2 separate regions of the Homo sapiens genome follow, and region 1 is linked to region 2. Evidence: chromatin loops called from intact Hi-C (ENCODE). Cell type or tissue: PC-9. All regions are shown on one strand. Links, peaks and the distances in the headings refer to the core of each region. The heading gives the core; the rest is flanking DNA. Region 1 has its middle 480 kb from the start of ERCC4. Region 2 overlaps SHISA9 (shisa family member 9).

Evidence for each region. Hi-C counts contacts between places; a loop is a spot of excess contacts. Peaks named below come from ENCODE experiments on the same cell type or tissue, not always from the same donor. Only the 100,000 strongest peaks of a DNase experiment are listed, where the experiment ranks them.
Region 1: it touches region 2 in a loop (4-fold over the local background); 2 of 110 quality-filtered maps call a loop at or near these places.

What each region holds. Positions count from the first base shown.
Region 1 is chr16:13,434,457-13,439,842 of GRCh38, reverse strand. It overlaps a transcript of SHISA9 not described here. Among named protein-coding and RNA genes, the nearest start is that of ERCC4, 480 kb to the left of the region's middle. RefSeq lists enhancers at 2,705-2,764, 3,005-3,174. In PC-9, for the core only: no CTCF peak of the experiment used is centred there; a DNase peak (open chromatin) is centred at 3,092; H3K27ac peaks cover 378 bases.
Region 2 is chr16:12,915,192-12,920,577 of GRCh38, reverse strand. It overlaps SHISA9 (shisa family member 9), which reads right to left. Exons shown (of 5, transcript NM_001145204.3): 2 at 3,763-3,890. Among named protein-coding and RNA genes, the nearest start is that of SHISA9, 16 kb to the right of the region's middle. In PC-9, for the core only: no CTCF peak of the experiment used is centred there; a DNase peak (open chromatin) is centred at 2,697; H3K27ac peaks cover 1,795 bases.

The DNA.
Region 1 (5,386 bases), core at 138-5,137, 520 kb before region 2:
ATTTCCCTCTATGGCTCTGTGGCAGAACCAAGTCCTCATTTCTCACGAAGGCCCTTGTAATTGGTTTTCACACGCTGGCAGCAGCGGAGACATTTAATGAGGGGGAGGCCAAGGCTCACATTCAAGGTATTAAAGATTTGAGAACTTGAAGGGTCACCAGAAGCCATGTCTCCTGCCTTCAGTTTCTGCCATTTTTTTGTGCCATTTTTGGTTTCTTCCACCAACCCCTAGGTCCCCCTTCCAAGCCATTACATCTGAAAGACAGGCTTTCCTGAATATCCAATTCTAGAATCACTTCAGGTAACCTCTTCCCTCCTTCCAGATGTATTAGGGTACAATAGACAAACAAAAATTGTATATATTTAAGGTAAATAACCAACAATTTGATACATGTATATGTTGTGAAATGATTACCACAATCAAGTTAATTAACACATCCATCTCATTCCATAGTTATGTGTGTGTGTGTGTGTTTGGTGAGAATACTTAAGATCTACTCTTCCAGCAAATTTTAAGTATACAACAGAGCCACCATGCTGTACCTTAGAGACTGGGAACATAATCATCTTAAAATTGAAAGTTTGTTCCCTTTGATCAACATCTCCCCACGTCCTTCTCCCCCTGGCCCCTGGAAACTACTCACTGTTTTGATATCAGTCTAGGGGAAAAGAGGAGACATAGGGTCCATCTCTTGCTCTTATGTGAGCTCTCTGCTTCTATGAGTTTGACTTTTTTAAGACTTTTTTTAAGTTGTAAGTGAGCTCATGCACTATTTGTCTTCCTGTGTCTGGTTGATTTCACTTAGCATGATGTCCTCTAGGGGCATCCATATTTTCACAAATGGCGGGATTTTAAATGTTTGCTCTCTCCCGTAAAATGTCCCAAGAATGACCTACGTTTCCCTTGCTTTCTTTTAGGGTCACTTTTTCTAGTTTTCTCATTATCAGAGACAGCTGGGATGGAGCGGACCTCATTTTGCAAAGGAATAAAGACAGTAATTAAGTTGCCGTTTAGTCTTTTCCTTTCTGGGCTAACTAATCCCAATTATTTTTAACCTTTTCACATAGGCCTTTTATTTTCTGACCTTTTAATGAATTTTCACTGCTTACTTCTGGTTCTTCTCCAGCGGTTACATAGTCTTCACAGTTTGCCAAAACTTTTCAGTAGTCATAATGAAATGATTATTTTCCCCCTATTTGCAACAGCAAACTCCCATACATTTTTGAGAAATACCGAATAACAATGATATGTCTAATTTTTCAGTTACATTTCTGTAAGGACATTTTCTCTCCAAAGTGTCAGCTATGCTCTCTCCTTTTCTTTATTTTTGTAGCTTAATGTCTTATGTACAAAATAAAATGATTATTTAAGATTTGTTCAAATAGCTATCAAAGCACTACTAGATATGTAAGAGTGTGCTAGCTACTGTTAGAGATAGAAAATAGGTAGATGCTGTTAGGTCTCTGTGATACAAACGCCACAATGATGGGTATTGGGGAACTGATACTGTTTGAGCACCTCCTATGTGCCCAATGCATACTTAACCTCGTCTAAACCTCCCAGAATCTTAAGAAAATGATTTCATTGCCACTTTCCAGATGAGCAAACTAAGGGTCACACAAGGTGAATGCCTTGCAGATATTCTCACAGTTATTGAAATGGTATAAAAAGTGCTGAGGCCGGGTGCGGTGGCTCACATCTGTAATCCCAGCACTTTGGGAGGCCGAGGTGGGTGGATTACCTGAGGTCAGGAGTTCGAGACCAGCCTGGCCAGCATGGTGAAACCTCATCTCTACTAAAAATACAAAAATTAGCTGGGCCTGGTGGCGGATGCCTGTAATCCCAGCTACTTGGGAGGCTGAGACGGGAAAATGGCTTTAACCCAGGAAGCAGAGGTGGCAGTGAGCTGAGATCACGTCACTGCACTCCAGCCTGGGCAAAAACAGTGAAACTCTGTCTCAAAAAAAAAAAAAAAAAAGAAAAAAAAAGTGCTAGGAACTTAGACTTGCCTTCTCTTAGATCCACCACTTGGAATTGTCAAGCCTTTGATTATTTTTGCTGTCCTCACTGATAGGACCTTGGATCCCTTTCCCCATGAGTCAAGGATCATCTGGGGGAAAAAAGCTGATATCAATAATGACTTGAGAAATGCTCTGGGCCCCCAGAATTCAGTGGGGGAGTTCACAGCAGAGGGAATTGCAAGCTATCAGGATCTTCTCAGTAGAATCACAGTAACCGAGTTGTTTATGGCTTGGGAGGTAACACAGAAGAGGGTAAACACACGGGCCCTGGGGCCAGGCTGGGTCTCATCCGGGCTTCTCTGCTTACTGACTGCTCAGCCTCGGGCAAAAGGGGTCACCTCTCTCCACTTCCAGTTTTTCATCCGTAAAATTGGAATATTGATAATGTCTTTTTTACTGAGTGGTTGGGCATATTAATATGTTTAAAGTGCTTAGATTTCAGGCTGGAATAGATAAGTGCTGAGTAATTAGTAACCATCATCATCACAGAAATCTCTTTTCTCCCCAGGGTAGAGTGGGAGGGGAGCCTTTTAATGTCCATCTTTTTTGAAGCCATATCATCTTACAGTAACCATGGCAACCAATCCCCCCAGATGTTTCCATGACATTTTTTTTTGAGTAAAAACTTGAAAATCTTTTTTGTGAACCAAAGATCCCTAATTTTTCTGGAACGATGTGGTTTGGTTGTGTCCCCACCCGAATCTCATCCTGAATTGCAGCTCCCGTAATGTGCCATGGGAGGGACCCGGTGGGAGGTAACTGAATCATGGGGTGGGGTTTCCCTGTGCTTTTCTCATGAAAATGAGTAAGTCTCATGAGAGATGTCGGTTTATAAAGGGCAGTTCCCCTGCACATGCTCTCTTGCCTGCCCCCATTTAAGACTTTGCTTTGAACTGTTGGTGAAACCAAAGGTTACCCTGATTAAGCCCGTCAAACTTCACTGCCTTGCTTGCTTTTAATCATTTACTTCTGGTTGATCTTAAAAACTCCCACTAGCAAATCACGTGGCCAAACAATACGTGACTCAACTCCCACTAGCTTCCTGGGGGGATAACATCTCTGACTGTGTGTCACTATAGTAACAGGTGCCTAAAGTTGGTTTTCAGGAACTAGTATTACCAGAAATGGATCCCAATCCAGACCACAGGAGAGGCTTCTTGGATCTCATGCAAGAAAGAATCCAGGGTGAGTCCACAGAGTAAAGTAAAAGCAAGTTTATTAAGAAAGTAAAGGAATAAAAGAATGGCTACGTCATAGGCAGAGCAGCCCCTGAGAGCTGCTGATTGACTATTTTTGTGGTTATTTCTTGATCATATGTTACACAAAGGGTAGATTATTGATGAGTTTTCTGGGAAAGGGCTGAGGGATTCCTGGAATTGAGGGTTCCTCTTCTTTTTAGGCCATATGGGGTAATTTATGGACATTGCCATGGCATTTTAAACTTCCCTGGCACTGGTGAAATTGTCCTTTAGCATGCTAATGCATTATGGTTAGCATATAATGACCAGTGAGAATGGCCAGAGGCCACTTTTAGTCGCCATCTTGGATTTGGTAGGTTTTGGCTGGTTTCTTTACGACACCCTTTTTTACTAGCAGGGTCTTTGTGACCTGTATCTTTTGACCTCTTGTCTCATCCTGTTGACTAAGAATGCCTAACCTCCTGGGAATGCAGCCCAGTAGGTTTCAGCCTTATTTTACCCAGTCTGTATTCAAGACGGAGTCACTCTGGTTCTAACACCTCTGACACTAGGGGGCAGCTCTTGTTCTGTTCAAGCCAGTTCAGATAGCTGACCCTTCAACTGGGCCTACAAGGGTGCCCCAACAGTGACTTTTGACAGCAGAGGTCCAAAACTCCACCCTCAAGTTATGCTAAAGCCATCATTTTCTTCACATGAGTCCTGTGAAGAGCCATACAGCTCACTTATGCTTGCACAGAAACCTGATTCCCTCACCTTTCCTACCACACAATCACATTTCCTCACACTTTAGACCACCTTGCTTCCTATCCCAGAAGTACCCCCAAGCCCTATGTTCAGGGAGAGGATTTGAGATTTGTTCTTCTGTCTCCCAGCACAGCAGCCTTGTGAATCAAATCTTCACTCTTTTGCAAAACCTGTCACCTCAGTGATTGGCTTGCTGCGTGTGGGCAGAATGAACCTGGCTTGATAACATCAGAGGCTGTAGGATGTACTCTTTTTTTTCCCCTCAGGTTTTTGCCAAGGCTGAGCCCAGCAGAAGTAATTTTCAAAGGGTTGGGATAGTTTGTGTATTAGCTGACTCATTGAAAAGTGCCTTTTCCAGTCATATTCCAAAGAATGTAAAGTTATAAAAACAAAAACCCCCACTGGAACAAGTGTCATTTTCCACCAAGGTGGGCTTGATCACACACAGCTTTCTGTCCTTTCTTGTGACATAGTTTACTGTCATTTGCCTGATGTTTTATTTAACTTTGTTATGTGCATCTATCTCATCTTTTCAACCACATTTCAGATTCCTTGTGGGGAGAGTTCTTGCTGAACCTCTTTGAAGTCTTTGCAGTTCTAAGTGCTCCTGACATATAGTTATCTCAGTTACATTTACTGAAAAAAAAAAAAGATTCTAAGAATGGGTACATCTATCCTTTCAGGGAATAAATATGGTTAAAATGATAGAGGCTTTACTACAAAAATCAAAAACAAATCCTTGGGATATTCCTGGAAGCTGGTGTTTTCCTTAATTAACATAATGGATTCAGTAAATAGAGAGGAAAGTATGTTTGAAAAAAGAACAGATTACCTACAGGGCTGAAATCTTGTCACACAACACATTTGTAGTTTTAGTGTATTTTTCATTTTAAACAGGGATTATTAATTAAGCCCCAAAGGCTTTCTCTGCTCACAGTGCATTCTGAAAAGCACCAATCTCTTTCTAAACAAAACAGGCTCCAACTACTTTGTAATCAGAAGACTGGCTAATGGGCTGGTTGAATGCTACCGACTTGCTTAATTGAAGTTCCACTAAAAACCTGAAATACCAATCCTCTCCTATTCATTTATTCGTTCATTTATTCTTCATTCTAATGAGAATTATTGAGTACTTACTATGTATAAAACATAGCTTTTCTAGGCCTGGCACGGTGGCTCATGCCTGTAATCCCAGCACTTTGGGACGCCGAGGTGGGCGGATCACGAGGTCAGAAGATTAAGACCATCCTGGCTAACACGGTGAAACCCCATCTCTACTAAAAATACAAAAAAATTAGCTGGGCTTGGTGGCGGGCGCCTGTAGTCCCAGCTACTCGGGAGGCTGAGGCAGGAGAATGGTGTGAACCTGGGAGGCGGAGCTTGCAGTGAGCCGAGATCGCGCCACTGCACTCCAGCCTGGGT
Region 2 (5,386 bases), core at 93-5,092:
TGTGAAATAAGCACATCATGGAGAATGGGGCATCCATCCCCTCAAGCATCTATCCTTTCAGTTACAAACAATCCAATGACACTCTTTAAGTTATTTTAAAACTTACAGTTAAGTAAGTTACTATTGACTATAGTCACCCTGTTGTGCTATCAAACAGTAGGTCTTATTCATTTTTCTGGGTACTATCTTTGCAACCTTTCTGCTGTAAATATTTTTAAAAGTACTCAGAAACAAAAACTGTATTTCTTTTATATATATATATACTTTAAGTTCTAGGGTACATGTGCACAACGTGCAGGTTTGTTACATATGTATACATGTGCCATGTTGGTGTGCTGCACCCATTAACTGTTCATTTACATTAGGTATATCTCCTGATGCTATCCCTCCCCCCTCCCCGTACCCACGACTTGAAACAAAAACTGTATTTCAAGAAGTGTGCTGTGAACACAAATGAGTGAGAAACGTTGATCCAGGCTGTAGCCACAGCCCCTCACTCACGTCTTCCATCCTTAAGAAGACCAAAGGGAACCTACATGCAGCCTGAACCCCGAAAGGGGGAGAGGGGTGTCACTGGCAGTCAGGGAAGTCGGGGTGCAGGAGGTAGGGTATGTTCATAGCACTTAAGGACAAAATGTGCCTTCAAAAACAAACGATAATTATACAGAAGCTGAGGAGCATTTGCAGAAAATCACCATCTCACAGGAAACTACATCCTGTTAATCAAAGAGGTTGAGGCCCTTTTGATTATCAGACTAAATATTTTTAGGCAATATCACTGAATGCCTGGAAAGAACATGAACAGCATCCGCTGAAGAAAAATCCGTCTTTAGATAAAAAGGCAAGTCCAATATATCACAGGAAAAATCAACCCCAGAAAATTAATGTAGAAACGTTGACAAAAATGTTCTCTTTCCTCCCAGTTCACCTTCACCCAAGTCTCTCTCCATGGCCCTCTTCCCAAATATCCAGATCTCTACACTGGCTATTATCTTACCATTTGACTAAAACTTAAGAGAAAGAATAGAAAGAGACCTAAGGTTAATATTAAGATAAGAAGAGAGAAATAGATGGAGATTAGTATTCTCTTAAAGCAATGTTGAGTGGGTGATTGAATAGACATGAAAATGACATTTAACTTGAGACTAGTGAATCCTCAGTCAAATCTAACAACTTGGATGTTCAGTGAAGAACAAACTGAAAATAGCATGACGTGCCCTTCTTGGTGTTTCACAAATAGATGCATCATTCTTTCCAATTTGTGTAATGGTAAATCCTTGTACATCTCATAATGTCCAGGGAAGGGTTTTATATTAAATGGGTGCCTTCTGGTTCTGGCACAAAGGGCTGGTCTAATTTTCCATTTATCAGACTGGATACCTTCCCTTCTACTTTGCTATCAATCAAAATGTTCTCTGATGACTGCTTGGCTTCTTAAACCCTTAACTGATTAATATCAGTTATCTCATCCTATTCTCTCAATGCACTCCTCAAATCATCTGTTCATCTGAACATACAAATGTTTTTCTGTATCTATAATATGTAAGTAGCTCCTGTAAATCAATAAAAAGATAAACAAGGAAATCTGTTATTACTGTCGGCTGCTGAATTAATGTGTTACATATATTAAGCTTATTAATATAAACCGGTGAAAAGGTCACATTCTTCTTATTTTTGTTATTCAGATATTCCCAACAATGCTAGGAAAGAAGAATTGGATCAACCTGGAAGGATTATATAAAATTAATATCTGGGCAATTCTTGTAAGAATGTAGTGTTTGTAGAATGACTTCTAGAATTCTCCCCTGTAGCTTCCCAGGAATTCTCTAGTCTAGTGCTACCCAGTACACTATTATGAGACACTTTCTCCCTTGATGTAAAAGATCACTGATTACTTAGGCACAAATATAGACCAAACGCAAGAATCATAAATAAACCAAAGCAGCCTGGCGCAAGAGACTTCTGTCCCTGGACACCCATCTCTGAGCAGTAATCCATTTTCAGTACAACTTTCAATGAAAACGCCTTATGTAAGCAACATTCATTAAGGTTTCCCGCCCACCTGATGGAATGATGAAACTTAGGTGACTTCAATGAGTTTGTTATTTCATTTGAGTGCTGATTCAAAAATCATCCTAGAGATTGGAACTTCAAGGGAAAATCCTGTTAGCAATCACCTTTTACAGCCAAGGACTTGACACCCTTTCAATTTCTCTGCTCTGTGATCATGTTCATTTGTATACGATGTCTGGGACTGAAGCACACGACTAGGTTCAACTTATTTCCCAGTGCGAACTGAAAGAAAATGTGCTCATTTCCATTAAAGCCAGAATCGGACACAGCAACTGCCGTGTCAGAATTGATGCCATTTACCATATCTTCGGGGGGCTATGGGATTTGGTCATAAAACTTCCATTTGCTGGTGTATTTTGTTCTAAAATGTTGCTATTTCTCATACCCTTTTGTGATCCAGTTCACTAATAATGTTAAATTATTTAATATATTTAAACCTAACACATCCTATTTGGTGGCCTATTTTTCAAACCATGCAAACATTGACTTTACTAACACACTGCAACAATTTCCAAACCATGAAAAATCATCACTAGGCAGAATCAGAGAATTCACATTGCCTAGGTCAAATTCCACAGGCTTCTTCCTCTACCCACTGAGCATAAGAATTTGCAACCAAACAGTCCAAAACTATGATTCAGCAAATAAAACACCCAGGCAACTCCTAGTGGAGCCTCAGCAAAGACGACCCAGTCTGTAAAAATGTGCATCATTAGAATTGTTTCTGTTTTCAGGAACCTCCAGCCACAACTAAATGCATTCTTTAAATTGTCTGGCTTTTGTTATTTTAAACCAAACCCTCCACATTACTTTAATGTGGGGGTTACTTGAAAACATAATTACTGGGGTAACCACAGTATTACATTATTGTCAAAAACTAAACAATCTTATTTTTTCTCCAGTCTCATAGGTCAGAGCATCAGCTCCACGATGTATATTGTATATACAGACCTTTGAAAGGAAAGAAAATCTTTGGGAGTATACCAAGATCCCCAGTCATGCTCTGTGAAAAATACCTATTGAAACACAATAGCAAACACAGTTTTTTTTTTCCCCTGGCAGAACAATGGAAACGAATTTGCTGCTGTTGAATCATACAGAGGAACCTCAAATCAACAGGACCGAAATTCAATAACCACTCCCTGCACCCCCTACACACGGAATATTCTGTGGATTATTTTTATGAAACTCTAGCGTTACAAAGAATAGACATAATTCTTCTGAACTAGTATTTCATAATTGAAAACAGCATGAAACCTAGAAGTCACAACTGGTCTACCTCAGGAGGCAGACGTATAAGCTAGCAGACCATTGGCTAACAGATTGACTAGCTAAAATGAACTAACCCAATAATCCATTGGTTAACTAAGTATCCAACCATGATGAAACAACCAAGAGGGCCACTAATCTAGTTAATAAATCAATCAAGATGAACCAGTCGAGCAGTCTGCTAGCTAAAAGTATCAATCATGTGAAACCAACCAAGTGGATCGCCATTTAACAAAGAAAGCAACCAACGGACATCGGATGATGCTAAATTCAGCTTCATCCAAAAGACATGAAAGAAAGCTTCTAACTTGCCCACAAAGAGCTCTTAACTAACCCAAGCACACTCCACGAAATCTGGCAATGTGACCACTGCTCAGGTCACCCCATGGGACTGGAAATGGTTCATGCAGCTGTACTTACGAAGATTATTTATGGGGGTTCTCGTGTCCATGTTCTCATAATGCTGGACGTGGACAACGATGTTTAGGTCTCTCTCCATGTGATCAGTGTTGCAGTGGCCCTGTGGTCTCATGACATCCGCAAGGGCCCTGAAAGAAGAAAGAATTTAAATCTGTTCATTCAAAACACAATGACTGGCAGCTGCTATGCGCCGAGTACTGCAGTCGCGAACAAATGGCAAGGCGGATTACTCCATGGAGCCACCATTCTAGTTAGGGGTGGAGTAGAGAAAAACGTAAGTAAATAAAATCACTGTAATTAGAGGTTACATAGGGACTTTACGCAGGCTACTGCATATGCTTCTCACAGCAGCCATGTAATAACAGGACTATCTACCCCACGGAGTTTTTAAGAGGATTAAATGATGAATACATATAATGTGTCTGCACTCCATAGATTTAGTTCTCTCTTTATATCTAACACTAGATACAAACTCTTCATGTACAGCAATGGCCCAGTATTAGTAACAGTAGATAACATTTATTGAGTATTTGCCATAAGCCAGGCACCACGCTAATCGCATTACGTCTTAACTAAACAAAACAGCACAAAACACATTATGAGGATTATTACTCCTTGCAGATAAGTAAACAAAGGCTCAGAGAGGTGAATCGACCTGCTCAAGGTCACAGAGCCAGTAAGTTGTGGCACAAGAATTTGAGCCTGAGTATTTTTGGAGTGTGCAGGGGGATGGAGACACAATTCAACCTGTGACAGTGACCTTCATGATTAGATGTAAACTTAGCAAAAAAAAAAAAAAAAAAACACACACACACACACAAAAAAAAAACTCAGTGTTCATACGTAGAACAGACCAGAGAGCTGTCAAACAGATACCACACCCAAGATCAGACCTACCAATGCATTTTTTCTCTTTACACTCCATCATGTGTTTATTTAGATCATATGAATATCCTTGAAAGATATATATTTTTGTAGGTATTGTTGTATATGTGTGTGTCTTTTACATAAACAGTGTTTTTACCCTAAACCTCATTCCGTTTCTTCCTTTGTTCACACGTGAGTGTTAGCCATATTGCTGAATGTGAAACCCTTCCATCCCTTGCAGCCGCTGCATAGTATTCCGTCATAAGCAATCCCCACATTTCACTTACCTTCAGGAATGAGCCTTCATATGCAATAATTAGTATGGTGGAGGAACTGGCCCATCAGAAACCCATCAGAATGGATGGCAGCTACAAACAGCTGCCATCATTGCAAACCAGCAGACTATCAGCCCCATTTGTTATTTCCATAATTATGGCCATCTAGATGGTCACCAACTCCCCAGCCCCGATAAACAACACTGCAATAAACATCTTTTTCTTTCTTCAGATAGGGTCTTGCTCTGTCACCCAGGCTGGAGTGCAGTGGTGTGATCATGGCTCACAGCAGCCTCGAACTCCTCAGCCTCCTGAATAGCTGGGACCACAGGCACATGCCACCACCCCCAGCTACTTTGTTTTATTTTGTAGAGACGTGGTCTCAGGGTCTTACTATGTTGACCAGGCTGGTTTCAAACTCCTGGCCTCAAGAGATTCTCCCACCTCCACCTCTCAAAGTGTTGGGATTACAAGCACGAGCC